Linked DNA regions of Homo sapiens: region 1 is linked to region 2. The links are chromatin contacts, found by Hi-C or POLR2A ChIA-PET in ENCODE. All regions are on one chromosome and are shown on one strand. Each heading gives the region's core, a stretch centred on a gene start or an enhancer-like site at or near the end of the contact. The rest is flanking DNA. Distances are from core to core; before and after follow the strand shown.

What was found. A loop is a pair of places that touch in the nucleus more often than their neighbours do. ChIA-PET counts read pairs that join two places held with the same protein, here RNA polymerase II (POLR2A). Pooled maps may share reads with other maps.
Region 1: a loop to region 2 is called in a pooled map, with 9 times the contacts of the local background. The contact joins the promoter of DAD1 here to the promoter of THTPA in region 2. A Hi-C loop is called at or near these places in 2 of 37 single-sample maps with no recorded cell type and 13 of 50 pooled maps. POLR2A ChIA-PET finds 5 or more read pairs at or near these places in 4 of 52 experiments (B cell, Panc1, WTC11 and 1 more).

The regions. Positions count from the first base shown.
Region 1 is chr14:22,587,974-22,591,339 of GRCh38, forward strand. It overlaps DAD1 (defender against cell death 1), which reads right to left and starts at 1,251. Exons shown (of 3, transcript NM_001344.4): 1 at 974-1,251. The coding sequence starts at 1,184. RefSeq lists enhancers at 248-889, 890-1,531.
Region 2 is chr14:23,554,459-23,558,170 of GRCh38, forward strand. It overlaps THTPA (thiamine triphosphatase), which reads left to right and starts at 1,813. Exons shown (of 2, transcript NM_024328.6): 1 at 1,813-2,846. The coding sequence starts at 2,300. It also overlaps a transcript of ZFHX2 not described here. RefSeq lists enhancers at 1,193-2,127, 1,686-1,945, 2,806-2,855.

The DNA.
Region 1 (3,366 bases), core at 1-2,500, 970 kb before region 2:
GATCTGCCTACCTCGGCCTCCCAAAGTACTGGGATTACAGGCATGAGCCACTGTGCCAGGCCTCCAGACAATTCCAATGCTGTATTTTGTCTGTACCCCAACTAGACCATAAACTCTTTACGGATAAAGAACATGTGCCAAAGCTTTTACCATAATGCCTCATATTGGACTGAAAATACAACTGATGACCTGACTGATGATCACACTGAAAAGAAACCATGAATGCTGGCATGTTTTCAAAGTCAAAGTAGCAGGTGATACCAGTGATAGAGGCCACGCCTGTTTTCAGTATTCACTGAATCCCCGTTGGGCAAGAAAAGTCAGATTTTAACAAAAATTGATGGAGACTGTTCTCGCTAAATATAGCAGTCTACAAGGTTACCAAATCCTGGAATCAAAAGGAAAAATAAGGCTAAAATAGAGTTATGTGAACAAAAATTGGGTTCAGGACAGTGAAATAACAGCTTCCTCAACAAGAAAAAAAGTAGTAGCAGCTAAAAGGCAAAATCAAGTAAAGGATGATTCAACAAGAAAAGCACCAGTATTTATATTCTTTGCACTTTCATTGAAACGTTTCACCGGAGATTGGTAATGATTAGGCCAAGATGACAGAGATGATTCAAGGTTGGGTTTTTCATTTGAAAAGTCTACTAATTTTAGAGTTGTGTTAAACCTAAGTTAAAGTTGGAATAGGGTTTTCCCCGGACCAATATTAAGTGAAGTGGATCACCAAGTGGAGTAGCGGCACGAAGGTGGTTTCTTTAGACTTTTAAGTCCAACTCCTACGGAGCCGTTTGGTATTAGGCATATAATCTAAGCTTTCTGAGCCTCAATTTCCCCATTCACAACAAAAGGGCAATGCAGGCTCTTCTCATAACTTCAAGGGGCGGTGGTCTGATATAGAGTACTATGAAAACAAAAGCAGCACACCAAAGTAACACATTATTATTATGATCACTTATAGAACCATTACCCGCTAGGATGAAACTCCCCACACAAGAGATGAAGCCCGAGAGAAAAGAGTTGAAGGGGAAGGTCCCCACGAGGAGACAGTAACCGAACTGCAGCGCCCCGGTCAGCAGTATATACAGCAGGTACGCGTCCAGCAACTTCAGACGCTGCGGAGTGGAGCTCAAGTACTCTTCTAAGAACCGCGAAATGACAGACACTACCGACGCCGACATAACTGCACGCAAGGTACTCCGGTCCGCGCCCCAAACTCTTGGAGGACCCGTCGACCACACCGGATGTGCTGTTTGCGCATGCGCACCCTCGTGACCTAACTCCGCCCTCCCCGGTGTGCCAATTTGCGCAGGCGCTGAGGCCGGCCAGGGCGCGTAACAACTAATGCGCAGACGCGGACTGCATCAACAGACTCAACTACAACTCAGAAAAGTTAATGCGTCTGCGCAATGGCCCTATCAATGAGCTGGGGACGTGTACTCTTTCTGTTCTGTTTCCGCCCGTCAGCTCGGTGACGCCCACAGTTGCTCTGGCAACAAGACACACTGGGAGGAAGAGGGGAATAAGCTTTACTGGGGACCGCGTAGCTAACCAGAGGTATCCGGCTCTCTCTGGTCCTTCTGAGTCCTGGAAGATTTAACGGTTTGCATCTACTTTGAGGCAATGCCTGGCGTTCCTGGGGTTTGATACCAGCCTGACCCTAATTCTGTTAAGGGCGCTGTCTGCAGATGTCTGTCACAGATCATTGGAACAAGTCAAGTTCATCCGCAGTGAGACCCGGCGCGGCCAATCACTGCACAGGCCCCAGTTTAGACTTAATTACTTGGGGGAGTGAGTGGGTGTGGTGAGGGGCGGGAGGCAGGGAGGAAGCCTGACCTCAGCAGGGTTCTGAACTGGAACTCGGGATCTGGCCCTGCAATGCCAACATTTATTGGGCGCCTCCTTGGGGCCTGACGTTGTACTAACTTGTAGGGACTCTCACGTGAATCAGATATATTTGCAGCCTTAAAAGAGCTGGTGAAGGGAGGGACAGCTGTCGAATGTCGTGCAAAAAGCATATGGTCAAGTTTAGCAGCTCTCTTTCCGCAAGCTGGTATCTTGAACCTGGTGTAATATCCCGGGATGTCAGCGTCGAAAGGCCCGAAAGAGCATGCCTGGTTCAACCCTACTCTCTCCAACTCATTTTGCAGAAGAAACTGAAATGGTTTCAGGTTTTGTATTTTAACAAGTGGGATTATTTTGAGGGTTTTAACTGTTTTTTTTTTTTTTTTTGAGACGGAGCCTTGCTCTGTCGGCCAGGCTGGAGTGCAGTGTCGCGATCTCGGCCCACTGCAACCTCCGCCTCCCTAGTAGCTGGGACTACAGGCACGCGCCACCACGCCCGGCTAATTTTTGTATTTTCAGTAGAGACGGAGTTTCACCATTGTTAGCCAGGCTGGTCCCGAACTCCTGACCTTGTGATCCGCCAGCCTCGGCCTCCCAAAGTGCTGGGATTACAGGCATGAGCCACTGCACCCGGCCTGTTTTAACTTTTTTTAAGAAATTAAGTTCTGGCTTTCGTTGCCCTTTTAATTTCACGTGAATCCGACCTTCTAGACCCAGTTCATCTCACCTTTTAGCTGTAAGTTTTTCCACACATGACCAGGTACTTTATTTTCAGCTTCTTAATATTTTGAACTGTACGTGAGCAAAATTCCTAAAACAGCAGGTGAACAACAGCGTTCCTGCCTTTTCACTTTTTTTTTTTTTTTTTTTTGAGATGAAGTTTTGCTCTTGTCACCCAGGCTGGAGTGCAGTGAATGGTGCGATCTCGGCTCACTGCAACCTCCACCTCCTGGGTTCAAGCCATTCTCCTGCCTCAGCCTCCCGAGTAGCTGGGATTAGAGGCACCTGCCACCACGCCCGGCTAATTTTTGTATTTTTAGTAGAAACGGGGTTTCGCCATGTTGGCCAAGCTGATCTTGAACTCCTGACCTCAGGTGATCTGCCTGCTTCAGCCTCCCAAAGTGCTGGGATTATAGGAGTGAGCCACTGCGCCGGCCCCTTTTCACTTTTTATTTGCCTTTAGACTGGAAACTCTACACGCATTAACTAACGGATGTATTATCAGTGGTGATCAAAGCCTTACTTAAGTTCTAGAAAGAAGAGAAATAACCTAAGAAACCTTTAGAGTCTATTTGAATAGATAGATTTATATTCATACCCGTGGAGATTTGTGCAGCTATATGAACATAAGTTCAGCCTAAACCTATGTTGCTGAGAAAGAAAAAAAAAGAGTGGATAACAAGCTGGTTCTTATTTCAATATAATATGGCAGGAAGCATCAATTTCTCTGACAAGTTGAACCTTTCTCTCTGCCTCATCAACAAGTAGGAGGGTAGCTTCCTCACGAATATTCAACTT
Region 2 (3,712 bases), core at 563-3,062:
CTTGACCTCCTGGGCTCAAGCTATCCCGCTGCCTCAACCTCCTGAGCAGCTGGGACCACAGGCATGCACTACCACACCCGGCTAATTAAAATTTTTTTTTTTTTTTTTTTGTAGAAACAGGGTCTTCCTATGTTGCCCAGGCTGGTCTCAAACTCCTGGCCTCAAATGATCCTCCTGCCTCGACCTCCCAAAGTGCTAGGATTACAAGTGTGAGTCAACACACCTGGCCAAAATGCCATGTCTTTAAACCAGTGTCCTTCTCCCTATAATACCTCTCACTGGTCATGTATTTCCAGAAACATACTGGTGAGAGGGCAGGTGTTGAGAACATGGCACTTCTCACCCATCATAGGAAGGAGTCCAGGAGTTAAGAGCCACGGTTCCTCAGGGAGCTTCCTCACATGGAAGGTCAGACATATAGTTAGAGTCTCCAGATAACCATAGTCCTCAGAGGGAGTAAGAAGGAATCATCTCTATTAATATTTTGTCTCCCAAAGCATTCAAAGGGCCAACCCCCATGTTTTCCTGAATTTTATTTTTTTGGGGACAGATGGAGTCTCGTTCTGTCGCCCAGGCTGGAGTGCAGTGGCGCCATCTCAGCTCACTGCAACCTCTGCCTCCCAGGTTCAAGCAATTCTCATGCCTCAGCCTCTGGAGTAGCTGGGAACACAAGCACGCGCCACCATGCCCGGCTCATTTTTGCATTTTTAGTAGAGACGGCGGGCCGGGGGGGTTTCTCCATGTTGGCCAGGCTGGTCTCGAACTCCTGACCTCAGGTGATTCACCTGCCTCGGCTTCCCAAAGTGCTGGGATTGCAGGTGTGAGCAACCGCACCGGCCTTTCTGTATTCTAAATGAACATAAGTAGTTCTACACCTGACAAAAACTGCTTAGGGACCGCTGGAAACTCTGACAAACTCCTCAGTCTAGCACTCAAGGCTTTTCCCTCAACTGCATTTCTAGCCTCGTCTTCTCCTTACGTACCACCCAGGTGCTCTCCAGTTTCTGGGCCTTTGCTTAGGCTATTCCTGTCTCCATCTAGGTCTCCAACTGTTGAAATACCATCATATCTTTAGTTCCTGGCCAAAATACCACTTTATTCTCTGACAGAAAGTTTCTCACCCACTCTTACCCTCAACGTTCATGCCAGGAGGTATTAGATCCCCTCTAAAACTCCAGAGTAGCTAAACTGGACTTTATTACGCGCTGCCCCCGCCCCCTTCCCTCCCCCCACCCCAACCCCCCTCGCCACCATTGCCACTGGCCTGCGCTTAGCTGGCTGCTATAGCAGATATCTGTTGGACGGTGTGAATGGCTTGTATTCCAGGCCCATCTGCCTGCGTTGGGGGTGCGGCGGGGGGTGTTGGAGACGGGACTGGGGCTTGAGCTCCTTGCACCCGACTCTCCCCGCCGCCTTGTAGCCCCAGTTCAGCTTTAGGTAGAGTACCGCAGGCACCAAGTGCAGCTTTCCTGTCGCCATAGCGACGGGCGGGGCGAGATGGCAAAGTCTCCCTTTGGAACTACATCTCCCATCATGCATCCGCGCCTCGGGGTGCCTGGCTCAGCCTCAGGCATGAGACCTGTACCAGCCCCCGGGAGCCGTGCGGGGCCAACAATGAGGAGCAGAATGCAAGGGGCGGCCTCGCTCCCCTGGCCACCGCGGGGGTCGCGGCCTCCCATTACATAGCGCGTGTCTCGAGCCCTGGCCTGCTCTCGGCACCGCCACAACGGGCGTAATATGGCCGCTGGTGCCGGGACCTGCCGGGCGCGCGGAGGGTCGGGCCGAGGTCCGGGATCCGGAACTGCTCCCGGCATTCCTCGCGAGTGTATGGCGTGGGCTCCCTTCCCCCTCTGTGGGTCCCGCGAGGAGACTCTCGGGCTTTGAGGTGAGACCTGAAGTTCCGCTGGCCGGTAGTGTAGCAGGAAAGGGCAGGTCCTCCCGGGTCGTGAGCCAGTAGCCTCCTGGGGTGGCAAGGTGTAGAGAGGGGGGCGTTGAAAGGACACCCGCTACCCGGCCTGCTTTCTAGGGGTCTCTTTGGATTGAGGACATCAGCAGCAGTGGAAGGGATTTTACTGGAGACCTGTCACTGTCAGAGCCTTAAAATATCACCGACGGGGCCTTAATGTCACCGAGGTAGAGAGAAAAGGGCAGTAGCCCTAGAGACTATTGCGACACAGTGTGCCCCTCATAAGTTTTTCCAGGGAGGGGTTCTGTACTGAGTTGACGCCCCAGGAGCTGAGCACCAGGCTTTGCATCCTTGGGAACTCAGCAAACGTTTGTTCAGCCAATTGCAGGTAGCATGGCCCAGGGCTTGATTGAGGTGGAGCGAAAGTTCCTTCCAGGGCCTGGCACAGAGGAGCGGCTGCAGGAGTTGGGGGGCACCCTGGAGTACCGGGTCACCTTCCGAGACACCTACTATGACACCCCTGAGCTGAGCCTCATGCAGGCTGACCACTGGCTGCGACGACGAGAGGATAGTGGATGGGAGCTCAAATGTCCTGGAGCAGCAGGTGTCTTAGGACCCCACACGGAGTATAAGGAACTCACAGCGGAACCTACAATTGTGGCCCAACTCTGTAAGGTGCTGCGGGCTGACGGCCTGGGGGCTGGAGATGTGGCTGCTGTGCTGGGCCCACTGGGGCTGCAGGAAGTAGCTAGTTTTGTGACTAAGCGGAGTGCCTGGAAGCTGGTGCTCTTGGGAGCTGATGAAGAGGAGCCACAGCTCAGGGTGGACTTGGATACAGCCGACTTTGGCTACGCTGTGGGTGAGGTAGAGGCCCTGGTGCATGAGGAGGCTGAAGTACCAACTGCCCTAGAGAAGATCCACAGGCTCAGCAGCATGCTTGGTGAGGGAGACAGGCCCTTTTGTGCTTTTCCTGCTCCCCACTTTTCTCTTTTGGAGGCACCTGCTGGACCATGCAGTGGGGGAGGGCCTCCGGATTAAAAATTTTTTTTTTAATAGAGACAAGGTTTTGCCGTGTTGCCCAGGCTGGTCTGGAACTCCTGGACTCAAGCAATTTGCCTGCCTCGGCCTTCCAAAGTGCTGGGATTACAGGTGTGAGCCTCTGTGCCTGGCCTGGATTATTTTTGTAATGGGAATTGTTTTAGCAATTTTCTAAGTTTGCTTACAGTTCTGTGAAATCTCGTTTTCTCTTTAACAGTAGCTAATTTGGATCTAGTCCTTCCACGTGTCTAATTCCAGCCAACCTGCCTCATTTAGTTCTCATACCTATAGCCAGATCTCCTTCAGTTTCATTTCTCAGTTCCCTGCTTTGACTCTTCCTTCCCCCAATCTCTTTTTTTTCTTCTTCTTCAGTCACCACTCCTCCACAAGGAGTAAAAAGTAAGCCTTTTTACAAAAGCTGCCCTCTGGGAGGCTCAGACCCAGGATCTTCAGATCATGAGACTGATGCACTGCCCACTACACTGAGAGTCCAACCAGTCTTGTCCTTTTGTTTTACAATTACCTAGATCCTTTTAATTTGTCCTTTTGGCTTTTTGTAAAGGACAATAACATTATAGTTATGTGAGACAGTGGGGCATGATTTGGCAGATTTGTTCCTAAGCATAATTCCCTTGTAGACAGTTCATCCACACTAGGAATTGTGCATCCCATGGGGCCTTACAGCCCTGCAGTGCTGTTTGAGCCCCCTCAGCAAACATACACTGAGTTCCTTGCTATGTGCCCAGCATGCTGCCAGGCACTAACAAC